2 separate regions of the Homo sapiens genome follow, and region 1 is linked to region 2. A link is a loop called in an ENCODE intact Hi-C map of the cell type or tissue named here. Cell type or tissue: heart left ventricle. All regions are shown on one strand. Links, peaks and the distances in the headings refer to the core of each region. The heading gives the core; the rest is flanking DNA.

Region 1 (5,385 bases), core at 252-5,251, 540 kb before region 2:
GCTCTTTTAAGTAACTGAAAGAAATCATCTAAACCACTGTTCCCTAATCACTTCGATTCAATAACAAAATAACCATGCCTTATGCCTTTCCATTTTGTGTATGATTGTTTTGTTTGTTTTGCTTTTTGGTCAGAGCTTACATGCAGATAACAGAAAACCACTCTAGCAATTTTAAGCAGAAAGGGCTAAATACGGGGAACGAGGTGCTTACAAATTCATTAGAAGGGCTGGAGGAGTGGGCTGCTGTCTGAGAAATCAGGAAGGCCCAAGAGAAATTCCTCACTCCAAGGGGATGTTCATTCCTATTCTAGTTTGCTCACAATGGCACTTTTATATCCTATAACCTGAGGTATAACTTAAAAAGTTGACTACCTCCAACACAGTAATATAAAATGCTACAGAAAGAGGAAAAACTAAACAAAGGAAATTTATTACTGTATTCATAACAAAGCAAGGAAGAAAATTGGAGTAGCTAGGACAGACCATATTTCTGCATCTGGTCCCAAGCCCATAGTTGATATTTTTGACTTTCTTCTACTTCCAGCTCATGTTCCTTTTTTACCCTCAGCCAGCACCTCAGCTAATCATGCTACTTTACCTGATGCAGTAACTCAAACTTTCATTTTAAGGGGTTTGAACCCTTCCTGATCCTGCCTGTTGAGTCTCTAGGTGGAAGCCGTCTTTTTTTCATTATTAAGCCTTCTAAGTCAGCAGAGAGCCAAGAGCCACAAGAAACAGGTACAAAACCTTTGTGGCTGGGTCCTTATATGAAATAATGGAAGGTGATACTACCAGTTCTTCGTTTCTAGACTCCTGCCGTTATACTGGGAGAAGCAGCACTATGTATTGGCTATTGGTTAGAGCATTATCTCATTCTATAGCACAGCATCCCAATTTATCAGGCTGCTGTTGACTAGTTGGTACCATAACTGAGTCTCCAGTAGGTTATTCTACCATTCTGCAAGGGCATGTGCTTGTAGGTGATGGGACACATGGTGAGACCAGTGAAATCCATAGACATCTCTTTCTCTCACTTCTTTGGTAGAAGCAATGCTGAATGGGACACTGTTTCTGTGGTGATGAATAAAGGCGTTCACAGTCAGTATGGCTGGCAGAAACATAGCTGGCAGGAAAGTCAAATATTAATCTATAATGAGTATCATATTCCAGTGATGATAAATAACTGCTTCTCTCCCTTGCCTCCATGATGAAAAGAAATTGATGTAATTAACCTGCCACCATGTATTTGACTGATCTACTTCTACTTCGAATATGGTATTATATTAGGGACTTAACGTTGGTTTCTGTCACCATCAGGTTAAACAATCAGCAGTTGCCAAACTGCTGGGTGAAGGAAGGCAATATTTTTTGAGCCCCTGCATATCTTCCATCTCTGTTACTATGGCTACATTATCCATGAGCCCATTGACTAAGCCCCAGGGTGACTGGGGAAAGAGGTTAACTGACATCTATAGGAAAGAATTTTGTGTATCTGATTATTGGATGTCTTTTTGATAAGAGCTGTGGGTAAAATTCTTAATCCCTAAGACCCATTCAGGGTTTTTGGCTACAAATAGGAAAATATGACTCAAGTTAATTTAAGCAGAAATAGATTTGATTGGATGGCTTTGGGTAGCTCTCAGTATGAATGTGAAGGTAGGTAAATGACTCTAAGGAAAAGGCAGAGCCCAAGAAAGTTTTATAGTTAAGAACAGAACAGAGGTCATGCCAGAGGAAGTCAGGTTAGGACCTTGACTCTGGTAGTCCAACTTGGGACACTACTGCCATTTTCACTGCTGGACTCTTTTATTTTTTTTTTTTAAGATGGAGTCTCACTCTGTCGCACAGGCGGGAATGCAATGGCGTGATCTCAGCTCACTGCAACCTCCGCCCCCTCCTGCCCCCCCGCTGGTTCAAGTGATTCTCCTGCCTCACCCTCCCAAGAAGCTGGGATTACAGGTGCCCGCCACCGCACCCAGCTTTTGTAGTAGAGATGGTGTTTCACCGTGTTGGCCAGGCTGGTCTTGAACTCCTGACCTCAGGTGATCCACATGCCTTGGACTCCCAAAGTGCTGGGATTACAAGAATGAATCACTGCGCCCGCCCAGCCACTCCTGGACTCTTAAATCTGCTGCAGCCTCTGAGAATATTCTCTGCCTATTGCTGTCATTGAGTACTTACACATGAGGCAAAATCCCTGACAGAAGCATCTGTTTGGCCAAATCTGGGCCACATGCTTCTTGTCAAGGAATTGGGATAGGGTTATATGCTCACTTCAGGCACAGTGAACTTGGATCTTGCCTCCCAACAAGACTTGAGAGATGGGGGATCCTTCCATCTAGGAAGAATGCAGATAGGCAAAACCTGACAGATGTCTACTACACCCTCTAAGCCTCAGTTTTCTCATCTGTACAATGGAAACAACAATACCCTTTTAAAATCCTTGTCCTTTGCTATGATATTTTATCTGAATATCCTTTTCATCCTTATCCATTGCTGAGGATTAAATTAAATAATGCATGTAAAATGTAATAAATCTTAGTTTTTATTGTTTTTATTACTACCTCAATGTCCTGAAGCAATTTCTGCAATTCCTAATCTTGGATCAATTCAACTATCCTTCCCCTCAATTCCTGCTCTGGATTGCTGGAATAACTAGTAAAATCATCCCAGTTACAATCATTTGTAATAGAATCACAACCACAAGGGGCCCTCAGTGCTGCCTGCATACCTCTTGCCCAGCTCTGTTCCCATTTCCTCGAGAACCAGTGGATTAACTTGTCTCCTTGAGAGAGGAAAGACAGACTTTGCATGTAAACTCCCTTAAATTCCCTCCCATCCACCCACTAACTCATGTATATTTGCGCTAATTATTGCTATCATCCCCACTCCCAGGTCAGAAGTGATGTCGGGTCTCTCCTCCTTTTAAGGGCCAATCCCTCCCTCTGTCTGGACTAGTTTGCCTTCTCTGGGCACTTGCTTGGGCTTCCCTCCCTGGATTTTCTTGTTTCTTTCTTTCTTTTTTTTTTTTTTTTTGAGACGAAGTCTTGCTCTGTCACCCAGGCTGGAGTGCAGTGGTGTGATCCCGGCTCAGTGCAACCTCTGCCTCCGGGTTCAAGCGATTCTCGTGCCTCAGCCTCCTGAATAGCTGGGATTATAGGTGCATACCACCATGGCTGGCTAATTTTTGTATTTTTAGTAGAGACAGGGTTTCGCAATGTTGGCCAGGCTGGTCTCAAACTCCGGACCTCAAGCGATCCATCCACCTTGGCCTCCCAAAGCGTGGAGATTACAGGTGTGAGCCACCGGGCCTGGCCTGGATTTTCCGCATCTCTTAGTCTACTGGTTTCGTCTCTGTGACTTGCAGTATCAAATGCTGCACAGACACTTTGTGACACTTATTGGATACCACTGGGTTATTAAATAGAACCCTTATTGTTTTTGTAGATTTGATAAAGGTATCTTGTAAAAATTAAAAGCAACATAAAAAAGTGCAAGGAGTAAAAATCACTTGAAATCTCTAACCCAGAGATAGCCATTCTGAACATCATTCCTGATGTTGTCTCCCTGTTCTAACCCATGTGTATTCTGTATCTGGTTTTACATAGAGAAAATGTATATCCCCTTTCTTTCCTGTATAATCATTTTTTTCTTTCTTCACTGAATCATTCCCATCAGAATATATACCCGATGTTATTTCTCCGATTTGAAAAGCACCCTCTTTTATTTGATTCTAATCTATATATCACTTTATTACTCTGCTCCCTTTTATGGAAATGTTTCTTGAAATAATGATGAATTTCACTGCATGGATTTCATCTCCTCCAGTCTCCTTTGTGAATTTCTCCTCATCTTCCCAACCTTTAAGCATTGCCCAGGGATCTGTCTTACAACCTCTTCTCTTTTCGTGAACTCCTGGCATCAAACAATCCTTTCACCTTGGCCTCCCAAAGTGCTGGGATTACAGGTGTGAGCCATCATGCCCAGTCATTCTCTTTTCTGTCTACACTCACTCTCTGGGTGATCTCATGGAGTTTCGTGGCTTTAAATACTAACCTTATTCTGTTGACTCATATATTTATATTTCTATCCAGGGCTTCTCTGCTGACCTCCAGACGCCAAGTTGCCTATTGGACATTTCCACCTGCATGTTTGACCTGCATCCTCAACATAACATACCTGAAACTGAATTCTCGAGTTCCTCCCTCCACTCCAAACCTGCTTCTTCTGCAATATTCCCAACCTTATTGTTCTGGTCACTCAGACAAAAGATCTTGGAGTCATCCTTGATGCCTCTCTTTTTGTCACATCCCACATCTAATCTGCCAACAAATCCAGTTCAATCTACCTTCAAAATACATTGAATTTCCAACTGTTTCTTTTCACCTCTGTTGCTTACCCTCTGATCAAAACCACCATCATCTCTTCCTTGGATTATTTCAGTAGTGCCATTACACTCCCCGTGTTGTGGGTGGACCGTGTTTCCCCAAAAAGATAAATAGAAATCTTCATCCTTGGTACCTCTGAATGTAATCTTATTTGGAAAAAAGGTCTTTGCCAATGTAATCAAGTTAAGATGAAGTCATACTGGATTAAGGTGAGTTCTACTCCAATAAGACTGATGTCTTTATAAGAAGAGAAAACAGACACGAGGAGTGAGAACACCACATGAAGATGCTGAGACACATGGTGGGAGAACAGCATGTGATGATGGAGGCAGAGACTGGAGTTACGTATCTATAAGCCAAAGAATGCCACAGATTGCCAGTGACAATAGAAGCTAAGAGAAAGTTGTGGAACGCATTCTTTGCTACAGTCTGTGAGAAAGCACAAGCCTGCCGAAACCTTGATTTTTAGACTTCTGGCCTCCAGAACTGCGAGAGAATACATTTCTGCTGTTTTAAGCACCCAGTTTGGGGTAATTTGTTATGGTAGCCCTAGGAAACCTAATATACCTTGCTTCTTCCTTCTCTCCCCTGAAGAATATTTTCCACTTAGCAAAAAAAAAGTGTATGATTTATCTGATTAAAGATGTCACTCAAAAACCTTCATTTCCTCAAAAGGTTAAACATAGAATTCCCATATGATCTGACAATTCCACTGCTGGATGTATGCCCAAAAGAACTGAACGCAGGGACTCAAACAGATATTGGGTTGATAAGTCTATTGTATTTTAAAACCGAGCTGGGTCCCGTGTAATTCTGAGTCTGAGCTGAACTGAAAATGTGATATTTACTCTTGAGACACCTTAGCTTATTCAGATTCAATGGGAGATATTGCCTAAGATTTTATCTCTCTGCAGATCAGTTCTTCACCTTTCAGCATGATCCCCAATCTTGTTTTTTCAAGCAACAATTTGACTTTATATTTATCACATATAATTCT
Region 2 (5,385 bases), core at 219-5,218:
GCTGGAAGCAATACATCATAGCAATAGTCATTATTGCTTAGATATTTAGTGCTTTTGTAGTTTAGTTCTAAACTTTTGTAATTTTCAATGTGATGTCATTCCACATAAATTTTTTACCTGGAACATGGGCTATAATTTCTTTTAATTATTATAGAAAAGTATATATATTTTCCTCTCACTCTTGAATGAGTAACAGTTTAGCTAGGTATAAAATTCTATATTGATAGTAACTTTCTCTTGGCACTTTGTGAGTTCCTCCCATGTTTTCTGGCATCTGTTTCTGATGATGTTCCTCCCATCAGTGTTCTTTTTTTTTGTAGATAATCTTTTTTTTCCCCCAATGAGATTTTTTTTCTTTATCCTGAGATGTCTCACAGTTTCACTGTAATATATAGACACTTAGCTATATCACAGTGAAAATACAAGTTTCTATGTATCCATATCTAGTGAATTCTAACTTTAATACTGGAAAACTTCAGATATTATCTCTTTGAACATCACTTCTCTCTCATTCCTTTTATTATTTTCTTCTGGAATTCCTATTAGCTGTATGTTGATGCCCGTCAGTGTATCTTCTGTATCTCTTAGCTGCCCTTTCATATTTAAAAAAATACATTTTCCCTCTTTGTGTTGCATTATGGGTGATTTCTACAGTACTGCCTCCTAATTAGTGGATCTCTCTTCTACCATGACAACATAGAGTTTATCCAATACTTATGAGTTTATGTATTTTTTTTTTGAGACTGAGTATCACTCTGTTGCCCAGACTGGAGTGCAATGGTGTGATCATGGCTCACTGCAGCCTTGATTGCCCAGGCTCAAGCAATTCTCCCACCTCAGCCTCCCAAGTAGCTGGGACCACAGGTGCACGCCACTATGCCTGGCTAATTTTGAAATGATTTGTAGAGACGGGGTCTTGCTATGTTGCCCAGGCTGGTCTCAAACTCCTGGGCTCAAGCTATCCTCCTGTCTCAGCTTCCCAAAATGTTAGAATTATAGGAGTGAGCCACTGTGGCTGGCCTGAGTTTATGTATTTTAATACCTATATTTTTCATTTCAATTGGTTCTCTTTTATAACTTGCTTTTGTTTTAGTTTGCCTATTTATTGTTTCATAGTTTATGTTTTTATAAATGGTTGTTAGTCATTCCTTTATATCTTTGAGGATCCTAAACATTTCTTCAAGCACTTTTTAATAGTTGACATATTACATAATTTAAAAAATTTTCTGTCTCTTCCATAGAATGTAAGTTTCAAGAAGGTAGTTGTATTAGTCTGTTTTCACACTGGTATAAAGAACTGCCTGAGACTGGGTGATTTATAAAGAAAAGAGGTTCAATTGACTCACAGTTCTGCATGGATGGGGAGGGCTCAGGAAACTTACAATCATGGTGGAAGGGGAGGAGGCACATCTTACATGGTGGCAGGGAAGAGAGAGCATGCAAGAGCAGGAAAAACTGCCTTATAAAACCATCAGATCTTGTGAGAACTCACTCACGATCATGAGAACAGCATGGGAAAATCACCCCCATGATCCAAGCACCTCTCACCTGGTCCCTCCCTTGACATGTGGGGATTATAAAGGATTATAATTCAAGATGAGATTTGGGTGGGGACACAGAACCAAACCATATCAGCAGTCTTGTTTTGTTGATTATTGTATCTTGAGCACCTAAAACAGTGTCTAGGACATGGTAGGTGCTTAGAATATTTGCTAAATAAATAATCAATTCCTTAAAAAGTCAGTGTCACATTGCCCTACCATTTTCACTTCTTCTGAAGTGAATTCAATTCCTACCATTACATTTTTAGATTACATTTTTTGACTGCCTTTTTAGTCTTTCTCTTGTGGGAGTTATTATTAGTAATTTTAGTCTCTCTCTATGCTCATTCCCTTTCAACCTAGTGGTTTTGCAGTAGCTTCTTTTTGGTCCTCGCAGCCCCCAATTCAGAACCAGATTTTCAATTGTCAGCTCAGGTATCCATACTGCCATGATTTGGGGACGTTGCTGATCCCAACACTGAGCCAGGGGACCTCTTTGGCAAGGTTCCTCTTCAACTGGGATAAGAAGCTTTGTATAAGTCTCAGCCCCAGCATTTTATATTCCTGGTTCTTGGGTGTGAAAGCCCCACCCAGTTTCTGGACTGGGAACCCCTGGCCATGTATAGTTCCCCTTTTACCACAAGAGAAGAGAAAAGCTCCTGGCCACCTCTGCCTGAGTGGTGACCTGGAGAACCTATAGCACCATTTCTGCTGTAGAATTGTATTTCTGTGTTTCTCTGATCCTTGGAGATGCTGATCTTTTTTTTTTTTTTTTTTCCTGGAATGCAATGGCGTGATCTCGGCTCACCGCAACCTCCTGGGCTCAAGCGATTCTCATGCCTCAGCCTCCTGAGCAGCTGGCAGTACATGAACTTGCCACCACGCCCAGCTAATTTTTATATTTTTAGTAGAGACAGGGTTTCACCATATTGCCTAGGCTGGTCTCGAACTCCTGACCTTAGGTGATCCACCTGCAGCAGCCTCCCAAAGGGATGGGATTACATGCGTGAGCCACTGCGCCCGGCCAAGATGCTGATCTTCCGGAGCAAGGCTTGGACTTTCATTTTTAAAATTTTTATATCTTATGTATTATTGCTAGGTGTTTGGAGTGGTGGGGGGCACTTAAAGCATGGATTTACAGTACCATTGTGCCTGGAAGGTGTTTGTGTCCCCCATTAAACCTATTGGAACAGCAGGCCCGCGGGGTTCACTCTGGAATGGCTGCAATGCTGACGTTGGAGGACATGTTAAAGCTCACCTAGCTCTACCTCATCTTACAGAAGCAAGGCCCAGTGGCTTGCTTCAGGCCCCGCATTTTGATAGCCTCGGAGCCAGGAAGGTAAACGTGACTCCGCGCCTGGGTCTTTGAACACTTGCCTTTGAACATCTGATGTTTTTCACGCAGAATGGCCTTCCTGCTTTGCTGCTGTCTGAGCCTCACAGTTTAAGGGTCAGCTCTAGTTCTACCCAGTTTTCTGTAGTCTTTTCTTCTTCCCCAGGCATATGGCACTTAAAAGGGAGGGAAAGAGCATGGGTTTTAATCATTACCTAGTGCCGACCCTGTAGTGGCTCTGCATGTGGGCTGGGCGGAGTGTCTTCACAGTTAATGGCTGTGTGAACGCTCACATTTTATATACGCCACTGCTCTCTAGTGGTCAACCCAGGCATCAACTCTGTAGTCTGGAACAGTGAGTAAAGCCACCCCAAGCCGTTCATAGCAAACATTAAGGTTCTCATAGTCATAACTTTCCTACCATTCATGGAAAAAAAAGTTCAAGTCCTGTTTATTTGGTCTTTCAAAGCCAAATATATTATATTTATTTATATAATCAGAAACTATATATCTACCTCTGTATGTAGAGGTACACACATTCTCCCATTGAAGTTGATCATTTAAGCACCACTGTCCCATAGAAATATCACACAGGGCTGAGGCCAGGCATGGTGGCTCATGCCTGTAATCCCAGCACTTTGGGAGCGTAAGGAAGGAGAATTGCTTGAGCCCAGCAGTTTAAGACCAGCCTGGGCAACATAGCGAGACCCTGTCTCTACAAAAAATAAAAAAATTAGCCAGCGGTAGTGGTGCACATCTGTAGTTCCAGCTACTCGGGAGTCTGAGGCAGGAGGATCACTTGAGCCTGGGAGGTTGAGGCTGCAGTGAGCCGTGATTGTGCCACTGTACTCCAGTCTGGGTGATGAGACTCCATCTCCAAAAAAAACAAAAAAACAAAAAAAACCCAGAAATATAACATGAGCCACATAGTAACTTAAAATTTTCTAGTTGCCGCATTAAAAAATAAAAAACATGTTAAATTCATTTTAATGATATAATTTATTTAACCGAATATATCTAAAATATTATCATTTCAACATGTAATCAATGTAAAAATTACTCACCAGATATTGTATATTCTTTTCTTGATAAGTTTTTGAAATCTGGTATGAATTTTACACTTATAGCACACCTCAGTTCAGACCAGCCTCACTGCAATTGTGGGTAGCCACATGGGACTAGTGGCTACTGCTTTGGACAGCAAAGGTCAAGGGCGGTGGTTTCCAAACTCCGTCCTTGCTCTTGCAATCTCCGGGGAGGGGAGAGGAGCTGAAGTTTAAGTTGATCACCAATGGCCAGTGGCTTTATCAATCATGCCTCATAATGAAGCTTCCATAAAAACCCAAAGAGACAGTGTTCGGAGAACTTCCGGATAGCCGAACACGTGGAGGTTCTTGGAGGGTGGCGTGCTCAGGGAAGGTATGGAAGCTCCATGCTTCTTCCCCCATACCTTGCCCTATGCCTCTCTTTGTTTATATTCTTTGTAATATCCTTCATAATCTGGTAAACATGTTTCCCTGAGTTCTGTAAGCCACTCTGGCAAATTAATCAAACCTAAAGAAATGTGGAAAGCCCAGCTTGAGGATCTGTGACTGGTGTCTGGAGGAAGAGGGAGGCATTCTTGTGGGACTGAGCCCTCAACCTGTGGGATCTGATGCTATCTCCAGGTAGACAGTGTCCGAATTGAATTGGAAGATACCCCTGCAGCTCACGTCTGCTGCTGAATTGATTGCTTGCATGTTGGTGGGGTAAAACCACCGAGTATTTGGTCACAGAAGTCTGTTGTTTTTTGAGACAGAGTCTTGCTCTGTCACCCAGGCTGGAATGCAGTGGTGCAACCTCCGCCTCCTGGATTCAAGCAATTCTCATGCCTCAGTCACCCAAGTTGCTGGGATTACAGGTGTGTACCACCACAGCTGGCTCATTTTTGTATTTTTAATAGAGAAGGGGTTCTTACCATGTTGGCCAGGTTGGTCTCGAACTCCTGGCCTCAAGCTATCTGCTTGGCTTGGCCTCCCAAAGTGCTGGGATTATAAGCTTGAGCCACTGAGCCCGGCCAAAAGTCTTCTGTATTGATGTTGTTGGTGGTGTGAGAGCAGAAGAAACATTGTTCACGTTTGTTCCACTCACCTTGGCTGTTGCCACACACCTTGGAGGATGGCATTGCAATTTTGTGTGCCTCCTTTTAAATGCAGAGCAATGGAAGCTGATAAAATATAAGAAGAGAAAGCCACTGTTTTATGGGGAAGGTCGTTAATATCCTCCCAGGCTTTTAACAGGCCTAAATCTGAGGTGGTACTGGATCAGTTTGTCCCATTTCATGGGGCTGAGGGACAGAGGGGGAAGAATCTTTTTTGGGAGCAGCAGTTTTCCCCTCTGTACTCTGGAAGGAGCATCTTCTTGCAGTTGCTCCAAGTTGCAGACTGGTCTCAGGGTCCTCTCATCTCTAATTGGTGTCCCCCTTGGTTCATCTGTCTGACTGCATGTCCTAGCAAGTCACAGTCCTATCCC

The links. Hi-C counts contacts between places; a loop is a spot of excess contacts. Peaks named below come from ENCODE experiments on the same cell type or tissue, not always from the same donor. Only the 100,000 strongest peaks of a DNase experiment are listed, where the experiment ranks them.
Region 1: a loop joins it to region 2, with 6 times the contacts of the local background. A loop is called at or near these places in 21 of 110 quality-filtered maps.

What each region holds. Positions count from the first base shown.
Region 1 is chr1:180,621,415-180,626,799 of GRCh38, forward strand. No RefSeq gene overlaps it. Among named protein-coding and RNA genes, the nearest start is that of XPR1, 7.9 kb to the right of the region's middle. In heart left ventricle, for the core only: a CTCF peak has its summit at 2,709; no DNase peak of the experiment used is centred there.
Region 2 is chr1:181,163,577-181,168,961 of GRCh38, forward strand. No RefSeq gene overlaps it. Among named protein-coding and RNA genes, the nearest start is that of LINC01732, 8.2 kb to the right of the region's middle. RefSeq lists silencers at 3,156-3,205, 3,216-3,285. In heart left ventricle, for the core only: CTCF peaks have their summits at 3,197 (motif pointing left) and 3,397; no DNase peak of the experiment used is centred there.